3 separate regions of the Homo sapiens genome follow, and all the other regions are linked to region 2. A link is a loop called in an ENCODE intact Hi-C map of the cell type or tissue named here. Cell type or tissue: HCT116. All regions are shown on one strand. Links, peaks and the distances in the headings refer to the core of each region. The heading gives the core; the rest is flanking DNA. Region 1 holds the start of TRK-TTT4-1 (tRNA-Lys (anticodon TTT) 4-1). Region 2 holds the start of TRL-TAA4-1 (tRNA-Leu (anticodon TAA) 4-1). Region 3 holds the start of TRX-CAT1-5 (tRNA-iMet (anticodon CAT) 1-5).

Region 1 (10,975 bases), core at 3,490-8,489, 360 kb after region 2:
AAGGGTGAAGAAAGAATTTGAGAAGCAAGAGGCAGTGGTTACCACATATATGAGAATATGTATTGGAAGAAGTAAAGATTGGAAACACTGGTTAAACAAGACACAAAAATGCTCCAGGTTTAAGAAAACCTTGATATTTATGAAAGTAATTACAGATTAAATTGAAAACACAAGTTACACTGAGAAAGATTAAACTGCATTCAAATAATTGAATTGCAAGGAATGATTAGATAAGGAGGAAGATAAAAAAATGTAGCAAGACTTCCACATGTAAATAAATCAAATATATACACGAAATAATCAAATAGATAAATAAACTGACATTTAGAAGAAAATTCAAAGGTACAAATCCAAACATATGTAGATATGTTCAACCTCATTGTGATAAAGGAATACAAACCATCACTACAACAAGATACTATTAACCTCCACTTGATCAAATTAAAATGAAATGTGCAAAAATAACAGCAGTTGACTATTTGGATATGTAGTAGTATCCCTAATACATTGCCAAGAGAGGCATCCATTTTTACAGCCCTGGAAAATGGTTTGTCATTATCTCAAAAAGTTAAACATTTACAAAATGTAACAAATTAACAATTTGTCTTCTAGGAACACACACACACACACACTCAAAGTACTTATAACTCTGTACCATGCCACATGTGCATAATTGCTCATAGAACTGTTGACAATATTAAATATACCTGGAAACAACTCAGATGCTCATTGGTTGATGTGTGAAAGGCCTGATGCAAAGATTTTTGAAGTCTGCTCTCTGAAATGAGAAAATTTCCCATGGGGTATGCATAATATATGCATGACAATTATTCATGTATTAGCTGCTCTAATCCCACAAAAAATCCTCAATATTTTCTAAAATGTAGAAATAGTAGAAATCAACATTTTCTGACCCTTGAAAATTATAAAACTTTCTTTTAAAAACTAGGGCCGGCCGGACACGGTGGCTCATGCCTGTAATCCCAGCACTTTGGGAGGCCGAGGCAGGTGGATTACCTGACGTCAGGAATTCGAGACAAGCCTGACCAAAATGGAGAAAGCCTGTCTCTACTAAAAAATACAAAAATTGGCCGGGCATGGTGGCTGGTGCCTGTAATCCCAGATACTCGGGAAGCTGAGGCAGGAGAATCGCTTGAACCCGGGAGGTGGAGGTTGCAGTGAACCGAGATCACGCCATTGCACTCCAGCCTGGGCAATAGAGCAAAACTCCATCTCCAAACAAAAAAACAACAACAAAAAACTAGGGCCAAGGGGAAAATATAAACAAAAAGCATAAAATTTCTATACAACAAAGGCAATGAAAATCTTACGTAGCGGACTCCATACGATAACACTAAAGCAGTAATCAAAGGAAAACTTGTAGACTTAATAAAAAGGAAACGGCCGGGCGCGGTGGCTCACGCCTGTAATCCCAGCACTTTGGGAGGCCGAGGCGGGCGGATCACAAGGTCAGGAGATCGAGACCATCCTGGCTAAAACGGTGAAACCCCGTCTCTACTAAAAAAATACAAAAAACTAGGCGGGCGTGGTGGCGGGTGCCTGTAGTCCCACCTACTCGGGAGGCTGAGGCAGGAGAATGGCGTGAACCGAGGAGGCGGAGCTTGCAGTGAGCCAAGATAGCGCCAATGCACTCCAGCCTGGGCGACAGAGCGAGACTCAGTCTCAAAAAAAAAAAAAAAATAATAATAAAAATAAAAAGGAAACAATACTTCTACCAATAAAAAGGAAATAATATTAAAGCCAAAACTCTGTCTCAGAGAGTGACTTAGTTTGGGTTCCCAAGAAACAGATTACCTGAGACAGAGATTATGTGCACAAAATTTATTAGAGTACACAGAAGAAAATGTAGAAGAATGAGAGAAAAGCAGAATTGGAGAGATGAAAAAGTAAAACTGCAAAGCAGTTACAGCAGAGGCTTCAGCCAAGCCACAGGAGCTCTGGTAGGATGCCCTTCAGAACTGTCCCAAATTGAAGCAAAAATGTGGTCATTGGATACTGTTTGCCCCAGAGAGAGCGTCTAGTCCTGAGAGAGTGCAATCTTTGGCAGGGGCGCTGTTCCTTGAGGCGAAATGACACTTTAGCAGTCAACACTCCTTGAAGCTATGAGAATGGAGCTTTGATACTGTGGAGAGGGGTAGCCCTATCAGATATTAAAATATACTCTTCATGCATCTATAATTAAAGCACTATAGCATTCACAAATGAATAGAAAAACAGTCTAGTAATGTAATACAAAGTCCAGAAGTAAACAAAATCACATATGGGTATTTAATATTTGATAAAGCATATATTTCAAGCCATAGGTGCAAAGATGGACTTTTTGACAAGTAGTTCAGGAAAAATTTGTTAGCCAATTAGAGCTAAAATGAAATTCAGCCCTCACTCTTTATGCAAGAATAAATTCCAAATGAATCAGTGATCTAAGTGCAAACACTGAAACCTACAAGTATTAAAAAGAGTCATGTGTGAATTCCCTTGTAGCCTGGATATAGAAAGTTTCCTAATTATAACTTAAACTGTAGATATAATAAAAGAAAATTTAGTATCTTAAAGTACCTACAAATATGGTACAAAAAAATATGATAAACAGACTCTAAACAGAGTTAACAAATGGTGGGAATGGGTGCCGGGAGACTATTTGCAATGTGTATCACAGATAAAGAGTTAATATCCTTAATACAGAAACATTTTTCAACAATTGAAGAAAAAGGCCAAAACTTTATAGTCAAATGGGCAAAAAAAATTAACAGATAATTAATATATATATTTGCACATATGAAAATATGTTTAAATTCTGTAATAAAAAATTGCAAATTGAAACTATATGAAGATACTGTTTCTCTGCTATCAGCTTGGTAAAAATTTAAAAAGTATGTCAGTGCATACAGGAACAGGTAGTGTCATTGATTTCTGGTAAGGAAGCACATTGTTATCAATATAATCTTTATGAAGGGGAATTTGACTATGTCTAACAAAATTATATATACATTAATCATTTCACCCAAAAATCCCAAGTCTAACAATTTACCCTGAAAATCTACATCCAACAAAATGAAAATATACATCAGCATATTTACTCATTGCAGCATTGCTTGCAATTGCAAAATTTTTTAAACAACCTAAATGCTTAAGCATAAAAGAATGATTAGATTGTTACTTCCACACAATGGAGTACTTATGCAGCTGTACAAAAGATCTCTGTGAACTGACATGGAGAGATTTCAAAGATATATTGCTAAACAAAAAAAGTAAATCAAATCAGTATCTATATACTGTAAATCAATACATATACTATCTATAGATATGTACATATCTATAGATACTATATATACAATATGTATATATCTATAGGTACTATATATACAATATGTATATATCTATAGATACTATATATACAATATGTATATATCTATAGATACTGTATAGATATCAATATATATACAATATATAAAGCAAATCAATATCTATATACTGTAAATCAATATATATACAATATAGTATAATATTTTTCGTCTGAGAAAGAAGAGGACATTTTAAAAAGTATGTATCACCAGGCGTGGTGGCTCACACCTGTAATCCCAGCACTTTGGGAGGCCGAGGTGGGTGGATTGCGAGGTCAGGAGTTTGAGACCAGCCTCACCAACATGGTGAAACCCTGTCTCTACTAAAAATAGAAAAATTAGCCAGGGCTGGTGGCGCGCGCCTGTAGTCCCAGCTACTCGGGAGGCTGAGACAGGAGAATCGTTTGAACCCGGGCGGCAGAAGTTGCAGGAGCTGAGATCGCGCCATTGCACCCCAGCCTGGTCTAAAAATAAATAAACAAACAAATAAATAAATAAATAAGTATGTGTCTGCCTGCTTATTCAAAAGGAGGTGCAGGAAGGATAAAAAAGAAACTGGTAAAATGGATTACCTATAGGGGGTAGATGAGAATGAGTTGAAAAAGCTGGAGAAGGAAAGAAAAAGAAGCAATGAAGGGAAGTGATATTTCTTCGAGTATGTCTCTTTTGCACAGTTTAACTTTTAAAATGATGTTATGTTTTAAGTATGTACAAAAAATAAAATAGGCTGAACACAGTGGCTCATGCCTGTAATCCCAGCAATTTGGGAGGCCTAGGCGAGCGGATCTCCTGAGGTCAGAAGTTCAAAATTAGCATGGTCACCATGGTGAAACCCCGTCTCTATTAAAAATACAAAAATTAGCCTGGCATGGTGGCGCTCCTGTAATCCCAGCTACTTGGGAGGCTGAGACAGGAGAACCACTTGAACCTGGGAGGTGGATGTTGCAGGGAGCCAAGATCACGCCATTGCACTCTAGCCTGGGCAACAAGAGTGAAACTCCGTCTCAAAAAAATAAAATAAAATAAAAAAATAAACAAGGTCAGGGGAAAGAGTCAAAATGGACCTGATTACTTCAAATGAATCACATAACTGAAAAAGAAAGGGCGAGACCTTACAAAATGGATCCAAATGCAGTGTTTGGACTGAATATTGTCAGGCTCAAGACAAAAGGGACATGACAAAAAAAACTATCAACAACGTTGAACTCTTGGTACCTTTGTTTCATAGTGGCGTTGTTTAGCGTGCTGCCCACAGAAGCCATGCACTAGAAGCCCATGATCAGGGTCATTAACCATAATCCAAATCCCAGGATAATGACAGAAATAATGTAAACACAGAAAATACTATTTCAAAAAGTGTTTGGAAATGAGTTTTTCAACTGGGAACTGTTGCAAAGTGGTCAAATTTTCTGTGAAAGAAGAGCTGGTCTAAACTCCAAGGAACCACAGAGACAGGCTATGCAAAGGTCACTGCTCTTAAAGATTTTGGATTTTAATCAAGACTGCCCAAAGTGCTCCCCCATGCCTGGATTAATGAGCCATTTCAAGGGAGTTTTAAAATGGTCCATTTCCCAGTCATTCCATCACCAGTTTATTATTTTTATATCATGTCCTTTTCCTCTTCTCTTGAAATCTTGGGGATACGTTTCAAATAATATTGGGAAAGCATAATTTAGTGAAGAAAGCGATGCATTTGTCTGTTTCGGCCTTTGTGATATTTCCTTCTCCTCACAAAATGTTCCCAAATGGGATGGGTTTAGACCTAACTGAAGTAAAACTTCTGAAGTTCGCCTGAACAGGGACTTGAACCCTGGACCCTCAGATTAAAAGTCTGATGCTCTACCGACTGAGCTATCCAGGCTCTCTACACTGGGCTCTAACTCACTAAGAAGTGCTAATAAGGCTCATGATTTCAGTAATTATTAGGTTCTTCCAAGCGTTCTGGTCATATACCTGTGCCTCAGCACTGCAGCCGAGCTTTATTATATTGAACATTCATTTCAACCTCAAACTGTTTATTCGTTAAATATAAAATTATTGTGTAGTATTTATTACAGGGGAAATGACGAAGAAAATCGGGCTCAGAATAGAGTGGGACCCCTTCGGTAGTGAATAATCCCGCAGCTCATTATTGCGAACAGCAGCCCTTAGAGATCGTAGCTGGCTGGTAAAGGCGGCTTTAGAGCGGACGCCCAGGCTTCTTCATCAGCTTACCAGAAGGTTGGAGGCAGAAGGTACGCATTTCAACAATGACTTCGATAAGTGGGAAGAAACTTCAGAAGTATCAAACATTTGGGTAAAGAAAGATTGTTATGTCACAAGGGAAGCAGTTCAATTCCCGTTGTTTCCTCCGGTGTTTTCCTAGCTCTTTAAGAGATGAAGTTTCCTGGAATCGTAATGCCAGAGCAACACACAAGTGACACCCGCTTCTGTCTGGGGAATTACCTTCTTCAAAACACACGTCAAAATTTTATAATATCTTTTTCCCGGTCGCCCAACCTAGTCTTCATCTTTCGCTCTCTTTTTCTTCACCTCTTCCTCAGTCTTTCCCTTCTTCACACCGGTCTCTGCTCCTCTACCGCCTTATTTTTCAGACCTCCCATTTGCAGATTCACTCATTTCTCCGCTTATGCTTCCGTTCTTTGAAAGTGAACCACTAGGTTTCAGAAAGCACCAGGCAGTTAAAACAGAGTTTACTCCCTCGGTCACTGTAGGTCTTCAGTCATTCATGAGAGGTGTTAAAGCACCTCTAACAAGTGCAAGATGCAGTGTTTTGGAGGAAAAAAACAGGCACCTAGCAGAGGATGGTTTCGATCCATCGACCTCTGGGTTATGGGCCCAGCACGCTTCCGCTGCGCCACTCTGCTGTCCCCTTCAGCTGTTGTGCCTTATCTCCAAGTAACTTAAACATCTCCTAACACCGCTGTCCAGCTGCGTCAATATTTTTTTCTTCCTTATCCATTTATCTTCTCTAGTCTCTGTCTTTCATCCTCGAGTTGTCTCACGTTTCCTTCTCAACATAGTCACCTACAACTTGTTGTTTGCTCCTTTGCAACTTAAGAAAACCGATTGAAATCCTTTCTCAGGAACTTGATTTTCAAACCGTTAGGCTCTCATACACCGACTTCTAGGGTTGGATTTAGAATTCAGGGCTTGTTCGTTTGTTTGTTTGCTTGTTTGTTTGCTTGCTTGCTTGCTTCCCACGCCTTCCATAGTGCACTCACTGTCTGCATTTGGAACACCTTGACTCCTCCGTGTCCCTGGTAAGACAAGGGCACTGTGTGGTCCTGTGGCCCTGTCCTCGGCCAGGTTGGAGGGACTAAGGAGAAACTGAAGATGCAGCGAACGGAAGAGAAGGAAATGCATGTACTTCTGAAAATCGTTGCTCGCGGAATTGAGGCAGACGTGGAGACGACATGCCTACTCAAAGAAGATTCAGTTTTCCGTGTCCCCACCACAATGAAACTTCTTTCACAAAGATCATAATGGGTATTCCTAACTACAAGGAGAGCGTGTGTGTGTTGTCCACTTGGCCTTTGGACACTGGGTCGGAAAACTGAGGCTCAGATCGCTTTCTAGGTGCGTCTGTGGACCCGTTTTTGTCAGTCTTGGTTCTTCCAGCCAAGGAATTGCGCAAAGCTGTTTTAAAGATTCTGTGTATAATTTAAGCTCCCCAATGGGGTGAGCTTCATGGGCCTGAGATCTATGCAGTCGCACAATTTACCACCATCCCCCGAGCACCCCTACACACACACACCCAGTCCTACTCTTGGGGTTTAATGTTTTGTAATGACTCTCTTGAAGTTCTCAATAGTTTTATCCTTAAACTTATGTTTTGTAAGCTATAGCCAACATGACAATGTAGCATGCTTAGGCATGGGGGTCTGTTGGCTCCCAAGAGTTCTGCCGAAGAGTTGACTCCCAAGAGCTCTGCTTCCCCTGGATGGGTTTTCAGCAACGAATTTGCCCTGCTAACTGACATCCTTCCCCACTCTCTTTCCCGACCCCTCTTCCCCACCTGCCTCCAGCAGTAAAGCCCCCTAGGGGGTCTACAGAAGAGGGATTAAGTTCCTGCAGCCTAATCCCGGGATTTCTGGGGTGTGGCATAATGGCTGTCATTCCCGACACTGGCTGGCAGACTGGCAGAGCCCAGGTGAGTTAGGAGGGTGTCTTGGTGGGAGTGAGCCTGCAGCTCACACCCATATCAGTATATATTCATAATTATAACAGCATTGTCTTCCTGCTTTTTGAACAAGGGCTCCCTCATTTTAATTTTTCACTGGGCCCTGCAAAATATATAGCTGGTTCTGCTCCCCAAATTTCAGTGGTGTTTGGTTCTCTTTGCTGGGCTCCCCTCAGGCTTCTTTACTATCTTGTTCTCATACTTGAAAAATCAGACCCTGGGGGCCGGGCGCGGTGGCTCACGTCTGTAATCCCAGCACTTTGGGAGAACGAGGCGGATGGATCGCGAGGTCAGGAGTTCGAGACCAGCCTGACCAATACGGTGAATCCCCGTCTCTACTAAAAATACAAAAAAGTTAGCCAGGCATGGCTGAGATTGCGCATGGCTGTAATCTCAGCTACTAGGGAGGCTGAGGCAGGAGAATTGCTTGAAACCAGGAGGCGGAGTTTGCAGTGAGCCAAGTCACGCCGCTGCACTCCAGCCTGAGCGACAGAGCAAGACTCTGTCTCAAAAAAAAAAAAAAAGAAAAAGAAAAAAGAAAGAAACATCAGACCCTGGATTCTTAAAGATGGAGCTTGGAGTCCTCAAGGGAAGAATTTGGAGGCTTCATTTTGAAACCCCAATGCTTAATACTGCTATAAGTTTCTATTTTTACATTATCTAAATATTATAAAATTCAAGTCAGAAAAGATGCCAAACCATTTAAATTACTAACACATTTAGATAATATATCAACTAATCTCTAATAATTTAATTACTTATCAGACATTTTTTGAACAGTGACAAAGATTCTCTTCATGACCAAACTCTAGTCAGGTTCCTCTGAAGGCTCTTCTCAACAAAAGCTCTGACTTTTGGACTTAAATGTTTGTAGCTCTGCATTGCGCACTTTTAACAATAATCGTGTTAAGTCAGTTTAGCCAGAATCCCTCATCCTCTATTATCTGATCACCCTTCATATCTGATCAGGTTCCTCATCCTCCACCATGCTCCAGTGATGTAATCACCCTGGCCTGCCTTCAAGAATCCTATCAGGCCAGGTTAGCCAGAAACCCCCTTACCTGTGATGTTTCCTTTCAGTAATTTTCTATCCAGTGACCTCATCTCCCCACTCTGATCCTTGGCTATAAATTCCCGCTTTTCCTTGTTGTATGCAAAGTTGAGCCCGGTCTCTCTCACCTACTGCAAAATCCCTCTCTAATAAAGTTTTCCTTACTGTCTTTAACAATTGCCATGAATAATGTTTTCCTTAACACCAACACCATGTGTTTTGCTTTTTATATATAAATAACACATAATTTAATAAATTTGAGCTAAGAAAGATGCCAATGAAAATATTCATATTTTTATAAGTATTTTTTGTTTTTGTTTGTTTGTTTGTTTTTGAGACAGAGTTTTGCTCTTGTTGCCCAGGCTGGAGTGCAGTGGCACAATCTCGGCTCACTTCAACCTCCTCCTCCAAGGTTCAAGCGATTCTCCTGCCTCAGCTTCCTGAGTAGCTGGGATTACAGGCTCCCATGACCACGCCTAGCTAATTTTTGCAGTTTTGATTGAGATGGGGTTTCACCATATTGGCCAGGCTGGTCTCGAACTCCTGACCTCAGGTGATCTGCCTGCCTCGGCTTCTCAAAATGCTGGGATTGCAGGCGTGAGCCACCACGCCTGGGCGAGATTTAAAACACTATCTTCGCTGTACATTTTGGTATTCCTTTTTTTTTCTTTTCTTTTTATTTTTATTTTGAGACAGAGTCTGGCTCTGTCACCCAGGCTGGAGTGCAATGGCGTGATCTCAGCTCACTGCAACCTTCGTCTCCCTGGTTCATGCGATTCTCCTGCCTCAGCCTCCTGAGTAGCTGGGATCACAGGCACCAGCCACCAAGCGCGGCTAATTTTTTTTTTATATTTTTGGTAGAGATGGGGTTTCACCTTGTTGGCCAGGCTGGTCTCAAACTCCTGACCTCAGGTGATCCGCCCTTCTAGGCCTCCCAAAGTGTTGGGATTACAGGCGTGAACCACTGCACCTGTCCCATTTTGGCATTCTTGATGTGAAGGAGAAACACAGTTACTTTAATCGTTGTTAGAGGGTAGTGTTAAATATGATTTATACTATATGATAAGGGATTTTCTTTACACTATAAAAATTGGCTTTGATTGTTTATATATAAAATGAAAAACTATATGTATACAAGCAGCAGTTAGAATTGTGTTCACTTCGGCAGCACATATACACAAATTGGAACTATACAGAGAAGGTTAGCATGGCCCCTGTGCAGGATGACATGCAAATTTGCGAAGCATTCCACATTTTTTTTAAAAAAATAGGGTAACCAATGATACGGAAATAGCCTAGAACAGTGGTTCTCAAACTTTGCACATTAGAATCACACTTCAGGATCTTTAAAAATAGAGTCGTACCTTGGTATCAGTAGGAGATTGGTTTAGGATCTCCTACGGATACCAAAATCCATGCAAACTCAAGTTCCTTATGTAAAAGGAGGTAGTATTTGCTTATTGAAGGGGTGGCCTGCCCCTCCACACCTGTGGGTATATCTCAACAGGCGGGACGAGAGACTGAGAAAAGAAATAAGACACAGAGACAAAGTATAGAGAAACAACAGCGGGCCCAGGAGACCGGCACTCAGCATACGGAGGACCTGCACTGGTACCGGTCTCTGAGCTCCCTCAGTTTTTATTGATTATTATTTTCATTATCTCAGCAAAATGAATGAGGTAGTTGAGCAGGGTGATAATAAGGAGAAGATCAGCAAGAAAACATGTGAGCAAAAGAATCTATGTCATAATTAAGTTCAAGGGGAGTTTACTATGCCTGGATGTGCACGAAAGCCAGATTTATGTTTCTCTCCACCCAAACATCTCAGTGGAGTAAAGAATAACAAGGCAGCACTGCTGCCAACATGTGTCACCTCCCGCCATAGGGCGATTTTTCTCCCGTCTCAGAATTGAACAAATGTATAATCGGGTTTTATACCGAGACATTCAGTTCCCAGAGGCAGGCAGGAGACAGTGGACTTCCTCTATCTCAACTGCAAGAGGCTTTCCTCTTTTACTAATCCACCTCAGCACAGACCCTTTACGGGTGTCGGGCTGGGGGACGGTCAGATCTTTCTCATCACATGAAGCCATATTTCAAACTATCACATGGGGAGAAACCTTGCACAATACCCGGCTTTCCAGGGCAGAGGTCCCTGTGGCTTTCCGCAGTGCATTGTGCCCCTGGTTTATCGAGACTAGAGAATGGTGATGACTTTTACCAAGCATACTGCTTGTAAACATTTTGTTAACAAGGCACGTCCTGCACAGCTTTAGATCCCTTAAACCTTGATTCCATATAACACATGTTTTTGTGAGCTCAAGGTTGGGGCAAAGCATCTCAGGGCAAAGCAATTGTTCAGGGTACAGGTCAAAATGG
Region 2 (10,975 bases), core at 3,161-8,160:
GAACTGAGATCTTTAACCTTATTTGGTAGTATCACTGCCATCTTCACACTTGCTAACCCCAGCCTGATCGGAAGCTCAGAGCACTTGAGTGTGGTTCTTAAAGAGAAAAATAACTTTTGATTTATATGGCTGGGACACCGTGGTTGGGAGAAACCTCCACTGTCAGGAGACAGTAAGTAATCAGTAAGGATCAGTAAGAGGGTTGGGCAGATTTCCAGAAATCAACTTCCAGTCAACCCGGAGATCATAGTCCTAAAAATGAATTGGAGACAAAATAAGGTAAAGTTCCATTGCTTTGTAGGATGTTGTACACCTTTCAAATTTGTTAGTCTCCTCCAGGCTAGTGAGCCTCCATATTACTCACTTAATAGAATCGTCTTCTAAATATCCTGCTATAAATTTCCTCCATATTCTGAAACAGAGCAAGGGGCTATATAACTCTAAATTTCCTCAAAATGGCATTAAAACGAGATCTATTTTCACTCCCCTATCCACTACATGTACACAAACGCCACCAATACCTGAAATTTTGGGGGCTGGCTTTCACAAGGTAAGTTATATTCTTTGGCTTTTCCCAATTCTGGCTTAAGGTGAAACTTCCCTTGTGTATCACACTAGTCCTTCTGTTATTTGGTTTTCAGAATTTTGCTACTGCTTTCTACTTTCCCATTATTGTCCTTTTGTACTTATGAACGGCTCTCTCTCCTTTTTTCTTTTTTCTTTCTTTCTTTCTTTTCTTCCTTCCTTCTCTTTCTTCTCTCTCTCTCTCTCTCTCTCTGAATTTTTGGCTAGAAAGATAGCAGATGCCTGTCTTCAATACGCGATTATTGTAAACAGGTCTATTTCTAACTTACTATGATTTTTCATAATGCTTGATATTCAGAGGATTAACAAAATAATACAGTAGGCAATGAAAAGGATGCTATCCTTTATGCTCAGATTAAAATCCTAAAGGGACTCCAGCCTCCACCTAGAATATAGAAAGTTGGAAAGAATATTGCTCCTAATCTAACAATGAAAAAGTCCGCATAGGCCGGGGGCGGTGGATCACGCCTGTAATCCCAGCATTTTGGGAGGCTGAGGTGGGCGAATCACCTATTACCTGACGTCAAGAGTTTGAGACCAGCTTGGCTAACATGGTGAAACCCTGTCTCTACTAAAAATACAACAACAACAAAAAAAACTAGCAGGGCATGGTGGCTCATGCCTGTAATCGCAGCTACTCGGGAGGCTGAGACAGGAGAATTGCTTCAACCCGGCAGGTGGAAGTTTCAGTGAGCCGAGATGGAGCCATTGCACTCCAGCTTGGGCGATAAGAGTGAAACTCCATCTCGAAAAAAAAAGAAAAGAAAAGAAAAAAGAAAGAAAAGTCCACATAGTCTAGAGAAGCATAATTTTCCTTGAACCCACGAAAAAGTTAAGGTCTCAGACAACCACGTAGCCTGAAATCTATGGAAAAATATGTGCTTCCAAGTAGAAATGAGAAATGAATACTGGCTCAACCATAGCAATAGGATGATGATGAGGCCTCCATGCGAGAGGGTAAGAAAAATTCAGCAAAAATTCAATATTTTATGACTTGCTGAATTTAGTCTAAGTGTTTATGTCTAAGAAGGAAATTCTAGAACCCCTAGGATCAAGTACTCAAGAAGAGTTTTCACACTTTTGCAGGCTTTTCTTCACAATTCTCATAGTACTGCTGTCCTCCATGTTGCAGGAGAATTGGTTCCAGGACCCGCAAGAATACCAAAATCCACTGATGCTCAAGTCCCTTATATAAAATAACCTATGCACATCTTCCTGTATACTTTAAATCATCTCTAGATTATTTATAATACCGAATATAATGTAAATCCTATGTAAATTGTTGCTATACTGTATTTTTTTATTGTTGCATTGTTTTTATTTTTTTCAAATATTTTTGATCCTTGGTTGGTTGAGTCTACAGATGTAGAACCCGTGCTCATAAGAAATGATGGAGCAGGGCAAGAGATCAGAGAAAGCCCCTTTCAGTGGAACAGGACTGAGAGAATAGCCTGTCCCTAAAGAAAGAAAGCTTAAGCACTTACGGAGTAGCAGCAAACATGGTTATATCCAGAGAGCAGAAAATTCACAGGAGCTGAAGAAAGTAAAAAAGAATGAAAATTTCTACTTCAAGGGAGTATTAGGTACAGAATATCAGAGAATGTCAACTTCTGGGAGCAGGCAGAATGACCTCAGAGACCCTGATCACAGAGTCTGCCTGTCTTAGTCTATTTTGGGTTGCTATAACAGAATACCTAAGCTTACGTAATTTATAAAGAAAAGAGTCTTATTTGGCTTATGATTCTGGTGGCGGGAAGGTTCAACCACATGATCATCTCAACAGACATAGAAAAACATTCAATAACATTCAACACCCATTAATGATTTTTAAAAAATTAGTAAACTGGGAATAGAGAGGAGCTTCTTCAACTTGATAAAAAGCATCTGCAAAAAAAATGTAATATCATACTTAATGGTGAAAGACTGAATGACTTCTCAAGATAGGGAATGTCTGACAAGAATATCTGCTCTTACCACTCTTTTTTTTTTTTTTTTTGAGACAGAGTCTCACTCTGTCGCCCAGGCTAGAGTGCAGTGGCACGATCTGGGCTTACTGCAAACTCCGCCTCCCGGGTTCACGCCATTCTCCTGCCTCAGCCTCCGGATTAGCTGGGACTACAGGCGCCCGCCACAACGCCCGGATACCGGCTAATTTTTTTGTATTTTTAGTAGAGACGGGGTTTCTAGTAGAGACGGGGTTTCACTGTATTAGCCAGGATGGTCTAGATCTCCTGACCTCGTGATCCGCCCGCCTCGGCCTCCCAAAGTGCTGGGATTACAGGCGTGAGCCACCGCGCCCGGCCTCTTACCACTCTTATTCAACATTGTTTTAGAAGTCCTATTTAATGTAATTACACAAGACAAATAAATAAAAGCACACAGATTAGATTGTAAAGGAAGAAATAAAACTCTAGTCATAGGCAACATGATTGTCTATACAGAGAATGCAAAATAATCTAAAATAAAAAATAAATATAACCTAAAATAAATAAAAATAAATAAATATAACCTAAAAATAAAATATCTGAAATAGAATAATAAAAGAATATAGTAAGACTGTGAGATAAAAGGTAAATAAATAAAAATCTATTGTATTTCTATGTACAGAGGTACCTCCACTTACGGTGGGGCTACATTCCAACGAACCTATTTCAAGTTAAGAATATAAATCAAGGCCGGGCGCGGTGGCTCACGCCTGTAATCCCAGCACTTTAGGAGGCCGAGACGGGCGGATCACGAGGTCAGGAGATCGAGACTATCCTGGCTAACACGGTGAGACCCCCCCCCCCCATCTCTACTAAAAATACAAAAGAATTAGCCGGGCGTTGTGGCGGGCGCCTGTATTCCAGCTACTCCGGAGGCTGAGCCAGGAGAATGGAGTGAACTCGGGAGGCGGAGCTTGCAGTGAGCCGAGATCGCACCGCTGCACTCTACCCCAGCCTGGACGACTGAGCGAGACTCCGTCTCCAAAAAAAAAAAAAAAAAGAATATAAGTCAAAAATGCATTTAGTACCTCCCCACTAAAAAAACCCATCACAAAGTTTAGAAAATTTAAGGCAAACCATGGTAAGTCAGTTACTGTATTAGAAATGAACAATTAGGGCCCGGTGCCATGGCTCACGCTCACGCCTGTAATCCTGGCTAGATCACCTGAGATCAGGAGTTTGAGACCAGCCTGGCCAACATGGCAAAACCCCGTCTCTACCAAAAATGCAAAAAAATTAGCCAGGCGTAGTGGCAGGCGCCTGTAATCCCAGCTACTCGGGAGGCTGAGGCAGGAGAATCGCTTGAACCCGGGAGGCGGAGGCTGCAGTGAGCTGAGATTGCGCCATTGCACTCCAGCCTGGGCAACAGAGCGAGACTCTGTCTCAAAAAATAAAATGTCTGATTATTGTAGTTTGCTCAGAAAATATAAGGAGCTCTCAGAACTCAATAATAAGAAAACCAAACAATAACGAATATTTAAGCACACACTTTGCCAAAGATTATATATGGCCAACAGATAAACACATATACTTTATGAAAATATACTTTAATCTTTAGGGAAATGCAAATCAAAATCACAGTAAGATACTAATGTATTTTTGCTAGAATGGCTAAAAAATTAAAACATAATTTAAAACAAGCATTGGTGAGAATGAGGGGGAACATAAACTCTAATATATGGTTCCTGGGAATTTAAAACGGTATGAATTGTTGCTGGAAATTTAAGACAGTATGACTGCTTTGGAAAGCAAGTCAGCAGTTTCTCATGAAACTTGTAATACAAAAGTGATAAACACTACATGAAGGTCCAATATCACTGTGAAGAAGGACAGGAGAGAATTCTAAAAATAGCAGGGCTCAAACAACAATTGGTTGCAGTCATCGGATGCAAGGATAGTCTCTCACTAAGTATATACAGCAGTCGGATTACACATATTTTTCTTTTATAAAACTATAACCACACCGAGGATCATTTCCTTTCATTTTCCTGTCAAGATTGATTTAGGTTAGCCAATTATCTCCTGCTCGTTGAAATAAATTTAAAAGCACATTATTTACTTATTGATGTTTTCCTATAATGTCTTAGCTGAACATTTCTAGTCTGAAAGACTATTTGCATTCGACAATCTTGCTCGCATTTGGGATAATTTCTCCTACTTGAGTCTGATTTTTGTAAGGAATATTGAGAGCCTTAATAGTGGAGTTGGGCTTCTCTGAGTCCCGCTCTCTGGCAACAAAAAAAAGCAGTGCTTGTGGGATTCGCTTTTGCCTGCATCAGAGCCAAAGAGAACCTAAACGCAAAATATTTCACAATTTCCCTTCTTTTGGAACTGAATCGCCTGCAGAATTCAGGTCTCTTTAGGTAGAACATCCACTTAGGCTCTCCTCTTCCCACAATTCCTTTTTTTTGAGACAGAGTCTCACTCTGTCGCCCAGGCTGGAGTGCGGTGGTGCGATCTCAGTTCACCGCAACCTCCGCCTCCCTGGTTCCGGCGATTCTCATGTCTCAGCCTCCGGAGTAGCTGGGCTTACAGGCGTGCACCGCCACACTCTGCTGATTTTTTTTTTTTTTTTTTTTTTTTTTGAGACGGAGTCTCGCTCTTGTCGCTCGGGCTGGAGTGCAATGGCGCGATCTCGGCTCACTGCAACCTCCACCTCCCGAGTTCAAGCGATTCTCCTGCCTCAGCCTCCCGAGTAGCTGGGATTACAGGCGCCCGTCACCGCCCTTGGCTAATTTTTGTATTATTAGTAGAGACAGGGTTTCGCTATGTTGGCCAGACTGGTCTTGAACTCCTGACCTCAAGTGATCCGCTCGCCTCAGCCTCCCAAAGTGCTAGGATTACAGGCTTGTCAATGTACTTGAATACATCCCACAGTGATAGGAATGTATTCAAGACTTGAATACACTGTGCTGTTAGGCCATAGGAATTGTGGGAAGAGGCGTCTCCTACTTAATACTGCTCACCGAAGCAATTTCCTTGAAGATTAAAAAAAAAAAAGTAGTGTTGGGCAGAATATTGTTTAATAACCTTCGTTATTATTTGAAGCGTTTACACGCAAAGTGAGAAGGTTGTCATATTAGTTTTTATGTAAGCATACCTGGCTTCCAACTCTGCGGCAGAAACCGCAAACGTCAAAGTACACACCAACGCTTACCGGGAGTGGGGCTCGAACCCACGCGGACACCTGTCCATTGGATCTTAAGTCCAACGCCTTAACCACTCAGCCATCCCGGTGATAACAGCCAGTTTTGTTGTCAACGTTTACTAGGCTAGAATTTGTAGTTTCTGGAAGATTATGAGTAATTTTATATCCGCGAAAACTAGGACCATGTTTAAAAGAGTGTACAAAGTTAATAAATCTTTCTAATATTGCTTGGAAATAAACAAATGAAAAGATATATTTCCAAAAGTATGACTTAATCACTAATTTGCGACAGGCATTATGCTAGGTGTTAGGGAAAGACGAACCATCCCTGATTCCTTGGACTTCCATTAAAATGAGGCGTGTTGAGGGAAATCCACGCCTGTCAATGCTAGGATCAGAGCTGAATCCTAAAGATTCAGCAACCTCCGCCTCCCGGGTTCAGGCGATTGCTGGGTGTAGGAAAGAACATGTCAGAGAAAAGAGTCTCCCATACATTGACATACAGAAGAGTTTTTAATTATTCTATTGTTGTGATTTTTTAAAACATGGACTATACAGTATAATCATCTGTGGATTTTGTAAAATATACTTATCTAGATAGTTTAAATTCCTACATATGACAGACAAAAAAATAATAGAAACGTAGAAAAATAGCTTTATTATCTAGGGGACAGAATAACATTAAACAAACAAACAAAACTAAAAACACAAACAATAGGCCGAGCGTGGTGGCTCACGGCTGTAATGCCAGCACTTTGGGAGCCCGAGGAGGGCGGATCACCTGAGGTCAGGAGTTCGAGGCCAGTCTGGTCAAGATGGCGAAACCCCGTATCTACTAAAAAATACAAAAATTAGCCGAGGGTGGTGGCATGCGCCTGTAACCCCAGCTACTCGGGAGGCTGAGGCAGGAGAATCGCTTGAACCTGTGAGGCGGAGGTTGCAGTGAGCCGAGATCGTGCCACTGCATTCCAGCCTGAGCAACAGAGCAAGACTCCGTCTCAAAAAAAAAAAAAAAACCACAAACAGTAAAGCAAAACACTGATATGGTCTGCTGCACCCAAATCAAAGAAAGCCACAATGGAACAGTAAATAGACAAATACAACCAAAGTAGAAGATACTTGAAATATTTACAAATGAAAATAACTTAATCTACATGATATAGTAAGAAGCCATTAAAATCAGCAAGATCAAACAGCAAGCTCAATAGAAAATGTGTAAAGAAGCTGGGCGCGGTGTCTCAAGCCTGTAATCCTAGCACTTCGGGAGACCGAAGCTGTCGGATCACCAGGTCAGGAGTTCGAGACCAGCCTGGCCAATACGGTGAAACCCCGTTTCCACTAAAAATACAAAAATTAGCAGGGCGTGGTGGCAGGCGCCTGTAGTCTCAGCTGCTCGGGAGGCTGAGGCAGCAGAATCGCTTGAACCCAGGAGGTAGAGGTTGCAGTGAGCCGAGATTGTGCCACTGCACTCCAGTCTCGGTGACAGAGCAGGACTCTGTCTCAAAAAGAAAAAAAGAAAGAAAAGAAAATATATAAAGAATAGGGACAGGGTCCTCATCAAACCCATGATAAGAAGAACCTGAAAAGATTAACATTTTAAATATTTAATATTATCAATATAAAATGCAAGATAAAATAAGTTATTACTCAACCTACATTACATTGGAAGAATTAGAAAGCTTGATGTGTCCATTATTGCAGAAATGGGAATATGGAAGCCCTCATATCCTGCTGGTGGAAGTTTATATTAATGTAGCCATTTTGGAAAGCAGTCTAATACTTTTTACTCAAGTTAAGATTGACACACTCAATGACCTAGGTATTCGGCTCCTAGGTGTATATTCCCCCTCATGTCACAAAGATATAGATTGTATCATATGTGGATGTTAATTGCCTCACTATTTTTCCTCTTCCAGAATCAGATTCAGCCTTGAAGCCAACATTGAACAGTAGATACGTGAAGTGTGGTAAACACATAATATTAAATATTATGCAACTATGAGATGTACTAGAGTATATGTAAATGTACCAATCTTTTTTTTTTTTTTTTTTTTTCTTGAGATGGAGTCTCACTCTTTCACCCAGGCTGGAATGCAATGCCATGATCTTGGCTCACTGCAACCTCCACCTCCCTGGTTCAAGGAATTCCCCTGCCTCAGTCTCCCGAGTAGCTGGGATTACAGGCACACGCCACCACGCCCGGCTAATTTTTTTTGCATTTTTAGTAGAGATGGAGTTTCACCATGTTGGCCAGGCTGGTCTCGAGCTCCTGACCTTGTGATCTGCCTGCCTTGGCCTCCCAAAGTGCTGGGATTACAGGCCTGAGCCATAGCGCCTGGCCGCATGTACCAATCTTAAAAAGAAATTTTTTTTTAAAAAGATACTTGGCCGGGCGCGGTGGCTCACGCCTGTAATCCCAGCACTTTGGGAGGCCGAGGCGGGTGGATCATGAGGTCAGGAGATCGAGACCAGCCTGGCTAACAAGGTGAAACCCCGTCTCTACTAAAAATACAAAAAATTAGCCGGGCGCGGTGGCGGGCGCCTGTAGTCCCAGCTACTGGGGAGGCTGAGGCAGGAGAATGGCGTTGAACCCGGGAAGCGGAGCTTGCAGTGAGCCGAGATTGCGCCACTGCAGTCCGCAGTCCAGCCTGGGCGACAGAGCGAGACTCCGTCTCAAAAAAAAAAAAAAAAAAAAAAAAAAAAAAGATACTTAACACAATAAGATTTTCCCTTCTGTTAGCACTAATCATTCTGCTCTCTGGCATTCAAAATCTTGCTACTTGCTACTGCTCATCATTTTCTCATCTTTTTGTCCCTGTGTATTTATGTCTTTAAACACCCTTAATGCTTTGTATAAGTGTAGTTTGGAATAAAGAGAAAGCAAAAGCTGTGCTTAATTTGCCATCATTATAATTAGGTCTATCTGTGACTTACTATGATTTTTTCTCACCATGGAATCCTAAGGATTGGTAAAATAGTGTGTGGTGATATCCACTTGTGGTGATAGGGAACCATCATTTTATTGGGATCAAATACCAAAGAGTCTAGAAAATAAAATTTTACGTCAAATTTTCTTGTCTCTCATTTCACCACTTCAGTCTATTGAGGTTAAGCTGAAAGAACAAATATCACATCCAGGACAGAACCTCATTTGCAAGCTGCTTGCTATTTTTCTGACCACTTTCCCTAAGTTCTGACAAATGCTGGCTCAGTTACTACTATTCCGCCTTCCTTACCGCTCCAACTTTTCAAAATATAGAGCTAAAAGCCAGATCCACATGAGCTGCCCTAGAAAGACGCAAATGCCTTTATATCCTGGGCATTTTCTATTCCTGGGGTTCTGGACTCAAGACCTTCTCAGGCCATCTGAATCCCTGGCCTACTCTTTGTTGGCTGAAGCTGGCAGCTTTCCACATTTTTCACAGCTTCCATGCTAGTCTCAGAAATCAGCTGTTAATTTGGTATTCTGAATGTTTGGCAATTGTAAGCACTTGGGCTTTGTGGAGGGCCCTTTATGGAAGCCAGAAAAAAATGAGGAAATGTTAGCCAGACCCCAGAACCCTGTAGTCTGCTGGAGCAGGCAACCAGATGATAACAATTGTAAAATAATTCATTGGTCTCTCTATTATGAAATTTAAAAAGCAGGATAAAGGGATCAGTCCTTGGTTTATTTTGGATCTCCTGCAGAGCAAAACCATGACCTTCTGCATATAACACACAGTGATAATCACTACACTAACACAAAATGTCATAGCTGAGGACAGGTACAAATGCTAGAAAAAAAATGGCTACAGTAAAATCCAAGGATAGTCTCACTACAAGATAAAGTAAGGAGAGTATTTCAAGTGCTAAACAATTTTATATGCATCTCAATTGGCACAAGTTTGAAAGACCCATCAATTACAATACACTGAAAAAAGGTAAGTTTAGATATCCAAAACTGAACTCTTGATTGTTACTTGTTCTCATTCATTCATTCACTAAAGAAATGTTAATTAATTCTCTACTAAAAGTCCTAAGCCAGAGACTATTAAGTAGCTGGGAATAAAGCAGTGGACACGACAGACAAAATATCCTTTTCCTCATGGAATTTATGTTTTAATTCCTATCAAATAGCTGTTGATGATCAAATATGCTATCTTTTGACGAAAATTTTTACCATAGTTAGCAGAACTCTATCGCTTCTTTAGGATTTATAAAATCTAGCCTACTAGATGCTTTTCACTATGCTAAGGATGAGATAATTATGGATGAGGAAGCTTATCCTCATGTTCATATATATATATGTATATAAAACAGCAAAAAATACATAGTGTGAGAAGCATATATACATATATATACATATGTGTAAATATACATATGTATTTATTACCAATTACCATGTATGATATATAGATATTTGCTCATTGGTAACTGATCCTAATGAATACGGTTGTTCTGTCTTGATTTTAAACTTCCCCTTACACACCCAAGCTATTTATTTCTTGTTATACGCCTTTGCATGAACACTGCGTCTGCCTTTTGTTTCAAACCTCAAGAAAGAGTCTCATTTAGGAGTAAGCGGGACTTTGAATGAATCTCACTGACAGGCTGCTAGCATGAAGAAAAAAATACTCGAGGTCACCAATATCCTGCTTAATTTTCAGTCATCGAGAAATGAACATTAGAGCGTCTTATGAGAGCAGAGAGCAGAGAACATACCAAAAAAAAAAAATGAACTGAAATAAAATTTCCCGAGAGACTGCCTGATATTTCCCCGCCCTGTGCTTCTGAAGGAATTGAAGCTTCAGGAGAAGCATTTGCTTGATTTCGAGTTGTCGGGTTTTAAACTATGTATTCTAAGAATTAGAAAGTGTAGGGGAAAATATTACCCCTCTGCCAAAGATATACCCTGACGGAACGGATAAATTTAAAGTTCATTTTAACTAATTCAAAACTGAAAAACACTCTCACTAAGCGAGTTTCCGTAGTGTAGTGGTTATCACGTTTGCCTAACACGCGAAAGGTCCCCGGTTCGAAACCGGGCAGAAACAGAGCGTAGTTTCGTTTTTTTGGTTGTTTTTTTTTTTTTTTTTTTTTTTTTTTTTTTCTTCTCTTGAGAAGGAGTCTCACTCTGTCTCCAGGCTGGAGTGCAGTGGCGCGATCCCGGCTCACTGCAACCTCCCACTCCCTGGTTCAAGCGATTCTTCTGCTTCAACCTCCCTAGTAGCTGGGATTAGAGGTACGCACCACCACGCCCAGCTAATTTTTGTATTTT
Region 3 (10,975 bases), core at 2,886-7,885, 100 kb after region 2:
TCCTCCCTCAAAGTGTCTCCTTCTGGCTTTGGCTGGAAGCTACACTTTCCAACCTGTCAGTATAGCCAGCTTACAGGCTGTAACTATTTTTAAAAAGTAAAGTATTCTTTCCAAATTTATACATCTCATGATTTTTCAGTTGACAACAGTATAGTCTTGAATACATTTAAAAAAACAAAATGCTAAAAAAAAATAAACTTTTAAGGGCTTTTAGAAAGAACAGGAAACCATAATGTTCTAGGTCATAAAAGAAGAAAGCAAGAGAGTTAAAAGCAGAAAAATGAAATGGAAAACAAACATAAAGAAAATAAACAAAGCCAAGGGCTGGTTACTTGAAAATACTAACAAAATTGATAACTACCTAGCAAGTCTGATTAGGTATATTCTTATATATAAGAGTTCACATAAATTACTAATATCAGAAACAAAAAAAGGACATCACTATACATCCCTGCACACAGTAAAAAGTATATGAGAGAATATTATAAATAGGCTGGGCGTGGTGGCTCATGCCTATAAACCCAGCACTTTGGGAGGCTGAGGCAGGCGGATCACCTGAGGTCAGGGGTTTGAAACCATCCTGGCCAACATGGCGAAACCCCATCTCCATTAAAAATACAAAATTAGCCGGGCATGGTGGCTCACGCCTGTAATCCCACCTACTTGGGAGGCTGAGGCAGGAGAATTGCTTGAACCCGGGAGGCAGAGGTTGCGGTGAGCCGAGATCGTGCCATTGCACTCTAGCCTGTGCAACAAGAACGAAACTCTATCTCAAAAAAATAAATAAATAAAAATTAAAAAATAAAAAATAAATAAAAAAGGACATCACTATACATCCCTGCACACAGTAAAAAGTGTATGAGAGAATATTATAAATAATAACATGGCAATGCATTTGAAAATGTAGATGAAATGAAAAAATTCCTAGGAAGACACAGGTTATAAAAACTGATACAGGAAGTAATAGAAAATTTAAATAGTGCTATTAAACAAATGAATCAGTAATTTAAAAACCTTCTTACAGAGAACACTCCCAGCTTATACTGCTTCAAAGGTGAATTCTTCCAAATATTTATGAAACAAATAACATGAATCTTGCACAAACTCTCAAGCAATAGAGAGAAAGGAACACTTCCTAAAATATTTTGTAAGACAAGCATACTCTTGGGTATCAGACATATCTTATGTGCCACCTCTGATTCTCTTGCCATCTTACCTTGCAACTTGTTTTACCCCAATAGTCATGGCAATCAATTTCCTCTGAGTGCAGAAAACAACAGGACTTCACTGTTCACCTCTGTTGAACTTCTCGTCTTCTGCTATAAGGCTTCTCTGCTGCTGTTGAAACATGAGCTGCTGAGCGATCTTTGATATCTGCACATGCCCAACTTCTATATGTAGGGCTATTAATGCTCTATGGAGCAAAACTTTGATCAGTTGGATATAGTAGCTGACCAATAATTTTTTTTTTTTTTTGAGATGTGTCTTGCTCTGTCACCCAGGCTGGAATGCAGTGGCATGATCTTGGCTCACTGTAAGCTCTGCCTACCCAGTTCAAGCAATTCTCCTGCCTCAGCCTCCCAAGTAGCTAGGATTACAGGTGTGCACCACCATATCCAGCTAATCTTTGTATTTTTAGTAGAGATGGGTATCACTGTGTTAGCCAGGCTAGTCCTGAACTCCTGAGCTCAACTGATCCTCCCGCTTTGGCCTCCTAAAGTGCTGGGATTACAGGTATGAGCCACCATGTCCAGCCGTGACCAATAAATTTTTCCCACTTTCTTCCCCTAAATAGCCTTCCCTGAGATTACACTCCTTAATACATTAATAATACATTATAATTTGATTCAGTGGATGCTGTTTACATGAGTGTGTTCAGTTTGTGAAACTTCATCAAGGTTTACACTTACAGGTGGAGTTTTATGTGTGTATGTTATGCCTCGATAACATGTTTAAGATGATATTATTTGCAATATCTCCAAAAAACATTTTCAACCTAGAAATAACTCTTATAAAACTGTGCAGGACCTCTATTCAGAAAACAATAAAACGTTGCCAAAAGAATGTAAAGAATACCTAAATTATTCTAACGATATACTGTATTAATTGAATGCAAGAATAAAAGATTACAATTCTCCTTAAAATAAATTATAAAGTCTATGCAACTAAATTAAAAGACACTATTGTTGTGAAAATTGACAAGCTCATTCTGAACATTCTATAACCAGGCAAAGATCCAAGAATAGCCAAGACAACCTTGAAAAGCATAGAATGAGAGGATGTACACAGATAGATATCAAAGTTTATTATAATGCTATGATAATTAAGATAGTAGGCAATTTTCATAATGATATAAAAATAGAAGTGTAACTAAATACAGCATCCAGAAACAGAACCAAATATTTGTACACACAATTTATGAAAAAAAAACAATGTATAGTAGTGAGGGAATTGGTGGTCTTTTTAATATGTCATACTACATTCTTTGGATATCGAATGGGGAAAAATAAGTTTTGACCTATAAATTATATAAACAAAAGTTAATATTGATGGATTTTAAATGTAAATGTGAAAGGTGAAAGTATTTCACTCCTGTGTATAAATCTAACAAAATGAATACATATGTACACTGTGACATATACAAAAATGTTCCTGTTTTTTGATGTTTATTTGTAATAGCCCCCAAATAGAAACAGCATAAATGTCTATCAGCAATAGAATAAATTGGTTAGTAAAAATACAATGAACATTGTACTGCCATGAAAATGAAATTACTGCTACATTTAGTAACAATGATTAATTTACAGGCATACTTGAGTAAAAGAAAAATACAAAAGAGGGAAAACAATACGACTCCATTTACATAAGTTGTAAGGATAGGAAGAAGTGAACTCTGCTGTTAGAAGTTGGGATGGTTGTTACCTTAGAGGAAGAAGGCAAAAGTGACTGAAAGACAGCATAAAGGGAGTCTCTGAGGTGCTGGTAATATTTTATTTCTTGATCTAGATGGAGGTTACTCATAGGCTTCCTGTGTGAAAAGTCATTTACCTATACCCATATGATTTGTACTTTTATTAAAATATGTTCTAAATCAATTCTTTAAAGGTTTGTTTTAGACAATGAAGTGATAAAACATTAAAGAAACCTAAGAGACATGTAAAACAAATGTAAAAGGAAATGAGAACACAGATAAGCAGAGCACCACAACAACCAGTTGCTTATGCTTTTAGAGCTCTTGCTCATGGAGGCAAATTTGGGCTTATGCTTTGGCAGCTTCTAAATTGAGGAAAACCGAAGTCACTAGGACCTGCTGAAAATGGAGAACCACTCTACACGTCCTCAGTGTCATACATGCAGATTAATAATAATCTAGAGAGAAAACTCAACTATCATCCCTAGTGAACTGCCCGAAAAGTAGTCTTGTCACTTAGGAATGCACCAAGTAAAGAAAAGAAGTAGAAAATATCTTCATCTTGATAAATCAAAGCCACAAAGGTGACCTACAGTAGATCGGCATCCTGGAAGTGCATTTCCTGAATAGTCCAGGGAGCCTTAAGTTATAAACTTAACTTATTTGAGATTTGTATTGCTTATCAATTGCTGTAACAAATAACTCCAAATGTAGTGGTTTAAAACAACACATTTATTATCTTACTGTGTCTGTAACTTGAAAATCAAAGTGTTGTATTTGGGTAGTTCCAGCTTAGGGTTCCTCCTGGGGTTGCAATCAAGATGCCAGGCTAGGGCTCTAGTCATCGTAAGGCTTGACTGTGTCTGGAGGATCTTCTTCCAATCTCCCTAGTGGGTGTTGGCAGGAAGGCTCACTCCCTCCCCAAATAGGCTACTAAACAGGACTGCTGGTGACATAGTAACTGGCTTCCCTCTAGAGCTTATCTATCACTTACATTAGACACAAAGACCACCCCTGGTACATAGGGAACTACACCAGGGCAAGAATACCAGGAGGTAGAGATTATTGGGGGTCATCTTAGAGGCTGCCTACCAGATAGGACCTCTGTCCACCTATGACCCCAGTCTCTCTCACAAAATACACTCGTCACCTTCCAAAAGGGCCTAAGGGTTCCAGAATTTAGCATTTAAATCACATCCAAGTATGTATGAGACACTTCGGGTATGGTTTCTTAAGTATGCCCACTCAAATACATAGAGAGAAACCTTACTGCACAAACCAGAAAACGCCACTACATCTGTTTTGTTTTGTTTTTTGAGATGGAGTTTTGCTTTTGTTGCCCAGGCTGGAGTGTGGTAGCATGATCTCGGCTCACTGCAACCTGTGCCTCCCTGGTTCTAGCGATTCTCATGCCTCAGCCTACTGAGTGGCAAGGACTACAGGCATGCACCACCATACCTGGCTAATTTTGTATTTTTAGTAGAGACAGGGTTTCATGATGTTGGCCAGACTGGTCTCGAACTCCTGACCTCAAGTGATCCACCTGCCTCTGCCTCCCAAAATGCTGGAATTACCGGTGTAAGCCACTGCACTTGGTCTGCCACTACATTTGGGCAAGAGGTTGACCCCTTTACTCTCAAAGTAAAAGTCTGGTATTGTACCAACCAAGCCACATAGGTCCTAAGAAGATATGCTTATTCATATTGAGAAATGATTTTAGCACATATCACTAATGTTGACTGGTATTGTAAATGAATTATTGGACTCAGAAAAGACAGCTAAGGAGGTGGTTTGAATTCCATGGAGTCAATTCATTGAACAGAAGTGTATTCATGTACTCTGAACATTACTTGTATTCGCTAGTGAGCTGTTACCTGTTTGTTTTTCTTTCTTTTTTTTTTTTTTTTTTTTGCACTAAGTCTAAGAAATCAAACTGGTTTATATAGGATTAATGTAAATAGGATCAATACAACAGTCCTTACTCATTTACCTAAGATTTGTAAAAGGTAAGACTGAAGAGGTGGAACCAACTGATTGCCTTCAGCAAATAGTTATTGAACTTAACATTCGCACCCAAAAAAAGACTTTTCTGGTGACCAAGAAAAACAACAAAACTAATGACAAAGGCAGAGAGGTGGAGAGCAACTAGTTTAAAACAATAAAGTTATTATATGTTGTCAAATACTTATTAAAGCAAATAATTAATAAAGGAAGAGAATGTCCTGGCAATTAACAGAAGTAAATGTGGGTTTATACAACGTAGTAATAAAAAAGCATCTCAGCTGAGCGTATGCTTTTGTTTGTCCGACACCTGGGAGGAAAGGAATTTTCCAATGTAGGACGGTGTGGATCAGTGAAGTAGGTGAGTTTTGGGAGAATGGTGAGATTTCAAAGGTGGGAAAGAAACACATAACAAAGAGCAGAAGCAGAAATGAGGGTTTTCAGAAACTGTTGAATGCATGAAAACCTAGGGACTTGGTTTTTGTTTTTTGCGTGTCGATTTAGCTGTAAAACTCATAGCAGAGGATGGTTTCGATCCATCGACCTCTGGGTTATGGGCCCAGCACGCTTCCGCTGCGCCACTCTGCTAAGCGGTTTCTGAAGACCACTGATCTTAATTTCAATCATCAAAATCACCTTTCAGTACCGACAAAATTTTCATTGTCTAATTATTTCATTTTGTATCTGATCGTTTACACTGTCCCTATCTCTGCCAAGCAAGTCGAAGATTCGCTACCCGATAATCAGATGGCCTCAGGTCATAACCTCCAGATCTGTGCTTTTCCAACCTGCCAAAGATCGTCTGAGCCTCTTAGCAAGCACTCGTTTATCATAGCGAGCCTAGGAGGAGGGCGCCAAGCAAAACACTAGGTGTAGTCTTCTCGAGTAGAATCCAGGCAGTCGTGGAGCGAACGCAGCTGCCACCGGAGAGGAATCGTGTTAACAGTCTTATTTGTTTCTGTCAAAAAATTTCATAGACAACCGTAGAAGAGATGTTTTCCCCTTGATGCAGTAAAAATGATTAATTTTATTAAAGTTCAACTCGAGTTGTGTGTGTTCTGTGTGACGAAATGGGAAGTATACATAAAGGACTTCTGTTGCATACCTCAGCACAATGTTATCTCCCGAAAAAGCACTCCTCCAACTTATTCCGTTGCAAGCATAACTAGTGGCTTTTTCAGAAAACACCATTTTTATTTGAAAGAATGATTAAGAAGCTATGGTTATTAAGACTTGGTATTTGACAGACATGATTTTTTTTTTTTAATTTTTAATTAACCAAGTGAGCCTGCCACTTCAAGGAAAACAACTGACAGTATTTGTGACCAATGATAAGATTGGGGCTTTCTAGCAAAAAATTTGAATGTTGCAAAACTTGTATCCATTATCATGAGCTTGACAACTTCCAACTTCTGACTTTAATGAAATTGTTCGTGATAGCAGTGTAATTTTAAGAAGTTTAGTTGACAGTAAGTATTGTACGTATATATGGGATATAGAGTGATATTTCGATACATGTATAAATATGTAATGATCAAATGAGAGTTTTTTCATTTGCTTGCAAAGGCACAAGATTTTAAGCAAAACAAAAACGGTGCCCCTGAAATAAAGAGGATAAACCTGATGTGTAGCTCAAATTATTACATGACAGCTGCAATTTCGATTGGATCCCTTTTGGCGCCGTTTTGACAGAAACACGAAAAAATAATAATAAACTAATAAAGATAAGATCTTCCTCTTCTTGTAGCTTATATCAATCAGGGAACAGAGCTTTTAGGAAGTCCCTGAACACCAGCTCTCGTTTGTAGCTTCCTTTATGATGACGCTAGACAGGGTCATTCTGGAATATTGCAAATGTTTTATCATTAGTAATGTAAGCTTTTGGATGATGATGGAACATGGGCTAAGGCTAGCATGCTCGTATTTTTTTTTTCTCATTTACTCTATCTCCCTGTCCACACTAAGACTGAAGGACTGCCCTCTTTGATTTTCCTTGGTAAAGTGCTCGCCACTCGGGCTTGGAGCCCGAGGACTCTCATCGAATTGCTAGTCACATACACAATTAACCAACTTTTCTTTCACGAATTATTTCTGATGTCATGTCTAAGAACTCTTCAGGCAAGGAGCGATGTCTCACGCCTGTAATCCCAGCACTTTGGGAGGCCGAGGCGGGTGGATCGCCTGAGCTCAGGAGCTGGAGACCACCGAGGGCAACATGGTGAAACCCCGTCTCTACTAAAAATACAAAAAAATTAACCAGGTATGGTGGCGCGCGCCTGTAGTCCCAGCTACTTGGGAGGCTGAGGCAGGAGAATCGCTTGAGCCCCAGAGGCGAAGGTTGCAATGAGCCGAGATGGTGCCACTGCACTCCAGCTTGGGCTACAGAGTGAGACTCTGTCCCAAAAAAAAGATAACTCTTCACCTAGCCCTCTGTTCTCAAATCTTTGCTACTGGCTAAGGTCAAACTCAACTCATTTCTTGATGTTTCCTCACTCTAAGCAAGTAAAAGTTGCATTTTTAGCGCCTGGACAGGGACTTGAACCCTGGACCCTCAGATTAAAAGTCTGATGCTCTACCGACTGAGCTACCCAGGCTCCTTAGGGAACTGTTTCATACAGTTCTACAAATAGGATCAATGATTATCACGGTTCAGTGATCTTACATGCGAAAAGAGTAATTCAGTGGAAGTTCCACAGAATCAGTTCAACCACCATTCGTTTATGTTTTCTTCAGGTTGATAGAAAAGAAATGTAAGCAACATCAAAAAACCAAATTCTTATTTGTGTGGTTCGTGGAAAGAAAAATAAACAAGAAAACAACTGATTGCCCCTAATAAATATTTATGTAATGTTTAGTTAAATCCGTCAGCAGTGTCATATTTACTGCGCAACAAGAAATAACCAAAAAAGACACAAAGAGGAACAAAGAAACAATTAAAAAACAAAAACAAGAGAAGTGGGAAGTTGGCCGGGAGCGGTGGCTCACGCCTGTAATCCCAGCACTTTGGGAGGCCAAGGCGGGCGGATCACCTGAGGTCAGGAGTTCGAGACCGGCCTGGCCAACATGGTGAAACCGCCTCTACTAAAAATACAAAAGAAAAAAAAAAAAAGTAGCCAGACGTGGTGGTGCATGCCTGTAATCCCAGCTACTCAGGAGGCTGAGGCAGGAGAATTGCTTGAAGCCGGGGGGTGCGGAGATTGCAGTGAGCCAAGATCGCGCCACTGTACTGCAGCCTGGGTGATAGAGCGAGAATCCGTCTCAAAAAAAAAAAAAAAAAAAAAAAAAAAAGTGGGAAGCAACCAGTGGAAAGCAATGGTAAGAGCCTGACAAATCTCATAAAATCTCCCATTATTTTTTTCTTGGTGCAAGAAAAAAGCAAGTCATTAAAAAGGAAGAGAATGTCGTGGTGACTGTGATGGGCCTACTTTGTACTTTTCACTGCTCTGGGGTGTTCTTGCCTGTCTAAAAGAATTTTGACAAACGTGATACCTACCACAATTTTTTCAGTGGACATCTAACGTTTTTCATTAAGTTTAAATTTTTCTGAAGGATATAGTGACTTGTATCATAGGAATCTAAAAACCACAGTAATTTAATACTTACCAGCAACCTTTTAAAAGAGAGAGGTGAACATTGCTACCTCTTTAATTGTGGAAGATTTTACATTGATCCTTTATTTCTCTGCATTCATAGTGCCATTGCCTGTCTCTTATAGAATTTTTATCCCAGTACAATGTCATTTTGTAGTTTTTTCTTGATCTTTCTATGATACTTCTTTGGACCAAATATAGGTATAAATATTGAAGTCCATTGTTATTTCCTGTTACCCAAAATGTGTGTTAAAAATAGTTTTTCTGGATTGTGTTATATTTGCATCTACTGCTAGTACATAATCAAAACATAATAGGTAAATAACAATTTTAAAGCCCCTTTACTGAAAGGTGTAATGGAAGTCAATGTGGAATTTGTCATCCCCTTTCCTCCAAGAAATTGTACACAATATGCAAGTCCACCTCGATGGATGGAGGCTCTAACTTAGTATTCCCAATTGTTTCCATGTTGGGAGCTCGAGAGGAGAGAATTTTTAGGCCTGGAGCAATGTGTCATAGGCAAACAACTACCAGAAATTTATCAAGTGATATCTTTCCATGGAGTGCCATCACTGATTTGATTATCAGACTTTTAGGGAAAATACAGAAGTAGATTTAAACTCTGAGTTGCCTGTAGGCCAGGATGGTTTTGATCTCTCAGTCTCTGAGGTCATGAGCCCAGCAGGCTTCTACTGTGCCACGCTGCTTACGAATAGGTAGCACTGCTAATATTCCGTTCAATTTTTACTGTTTTTCCAACATGAAGATGGTTTCATTGTTTTCCTGAGTCTTTTTCATTCCTTCCTCCTTACTCACTCCTCCCTTTTTCTGCCTCTTTAAAATTGGCCCCTTCAAGAAGCAGGTGTCTTCAGTCCCTCCATCTCTACGCAGTCCCAATCTGTCAAATATTTGACCTTTGAAGTCCTTTCTTCAAAAGCTTCCTTGAGCTCAGAGGAGGAACTACAGAGAGAATCCAGGAGGAGCCCAGCAAGCAAAGCCCTCGGGAAACCCTGCTTGAGAAGAACCGGGGGAGCTATGGAATTAACACCTCTGCCTCAGGGAGCAAGTGTCTTAACCACCTCCTATCAAAAATCTCAAAGGGTTTTCTTTGCATGGAAGGGAGCCAGACTTTCAGAATTTCATTTCTGATTGGATAACGTTTGGATCCGTTTTGACAGGAACCAGGAGTTCCTGTGTTTGAAAACCGGAGCTTATTTCAGGCAACTGGGCTTTTGTTGAGGCTGCCTCTGAGTTGGTATGTTCTAGGAGTTACCTGACTATATGCCAAATAATTTTCTTCCACACAGAAGTGACTAGAAGCCACATAAATATTGCCCACCAAACCCCAATTTTAAATCTCTACAATTTAACTTTCCAAAAACTCCTGTAGTCGTTCCTCCGACAGAACAAGTGTGACAGAGAAGTTGAAGTGGAAGGGACAGTGAAATTCCTGATTGTTTCATGTCCTCTCTTGCTTGTGGACTTTGCAGTTGCATTTTCACTGGAGGGTCCTCCCCTTTTCTTATTTGCCAGTTCCTACTTGTCCTTCAGATCTCAGTTTAGACATAACCCATTACCTCTTTCTGAAAGTTTTTGCTGACTCCCCAAGAGTGGTTTTAGAAGCTCCTGGAATATACACAGGATTCCTGAGATTATTTTAGTTATATTAATAGTACTTACTATTATATGCATAAATTAAATGATCGCTTACCTGATCCTACCCTAAATATTAGCATACTCAGGGCTCAGTCCTTAAATACCATATATATACAAATGCTTCTTTCCATCTTGGAATGCTGCTTCACACACCAGACTCGCTACCTTTTTTTTTTTTTTTTTGGGGGGACGGAGTCTTGCTCTGTGGCCCAGGCTGGAGTGCAGTGGCACGATCTCAGCTCACTGCAACCTCCCCTGCCTCCCAGGTTCCAGCGTTTCTACTGCCTCAGCATCCTGAATAGCTGAGATTACAGGCACATGACACCACACTCAACTAATTTTTGTATTTTTAGTAGAGATGGAGTTTCACTATATTGGCCAGGCTGGTCTCAAACTCCTGACCTCAGGTGATCCACCCACCTCGGCCTCCCAAAGTGCTAGGATTACAGGTGTGAGCCTTGGTGCCTGGTCTGCAGCTGCTTTTTTGACAAGCATTTTTTACCTTTCAAAAAAATAAACTCCTGGTTATTCTTCCAGGCTTGCTTCTCAAGAATCTTCCCCATCTCAATAAACAGCCAGTCCATCCGTGCTATCATCTGTGATTGCTCTTTCCTTCAGATCCTATATCCCATCAGCTCTACCTTCAAAATATATCCATAACCTAACCATTTTTTTTTTACCACTTCCATTGCTACCATGCTAGAAAATCTATCATCACATCTCACACAGATTTTCACAATATGCTCTTCACTGGTCTCCCTGCTTCTATTTATCACCGCCCTCTTACTATGTATTCTAAATGCAGCAGCAGTGCCTC

What was found. Peaks named below come from ENCODE experiments on the same cell type or tissue, not always from the same donor. Only the 100,000 strongest peaks of a DNase experiment are listed, where the experiment ranks them.
Region 1: it touches region 2 in a loop (2.6-fold over the local background); 3 of 110 quality-filtered maps call a loop at or near these places.
Region 3: a loop joins it to region 2, with 4 times the contacts of the local background. A loop is called at or near these places in 2 of 110 quality-filtered maps.

What each region holds. Positions count from the first base shown.
Region 1 is chr6:27,586,664-27,597,638 of GRCh38, forward strand. It overlaps TRK-TTT4-1 (tRNA-Lys (anticodon TTT) 4-1), which reads right to left and starts at 5,223; the gene lies at 5,151-5,223. TRX-CAT1-6 (tRNA-iMet (anticodon CAT) 1-6) reads right to left here and starts at 6,229; the gene lies at 6,158-6,229. It also overlaps the pseudogene RNU6-471P. RefSeq lists an enhancer at 5,744-5,953 and silencers at 5,927-6,221, 6,194-6,283, 7,687-7,981. In HCT116, for the core only: no CTCF peak of the experiment used is centred there; no DNase peak of the experiment used is centred there.
Region 2 is chr6:27,224,831-27,235,805 of GRCh38, forward strand. TRL-TAA4-1 (tRNA-Leu (anticodon TAA) 4-1) reads right to left here and starts at 5,807; the gene lies at 5,725-5,807. It overlaps TRV-AAC5-1 (tRNA-Val (anticodon AAC) 5-1), which reads left to right and starts at 10,679; the gene lies at 10,679-10,751. RefSeq lists an enhancer at 74-133 and silencers at 10,643-10,692, 10,703-10,752. In HCT116, for the core only: no CTCF peak of the experiment used is centred there; DNase peaks (open chromatin) are centred at 5,751, 6,041, 6,491 and 6,961; H3K4me3 peaks cover 1,841 bases; H3K27ac peaks cover 1,582 bases.
Region 3 is chr6:27,327,557-27,338,531 of GRCh38, forward strand. It overlaps TRX-CAT1-5 (tRNA-iMet (anticodon CAT) 1-5), which reads right to left and starts at 5,500; the gene lies at 5,429-5,500. TRK-TTT6-1 (tRNA-Lys (anticodon TTT) 6-1) reads right to left here and starts at 7,506; the gene lies at 7,434-7,506. RefSeq lists a silencer at 5,425-5,504. In HCT116, for the core only: no CTCF peak of the experiment used is centred there; DNase peaks (open chromatin) are centred at 5,455, 5,685 and 7,435; H3K4me3 peaks cover 1,604 bases; H3K27ac peaks cover 866 bases.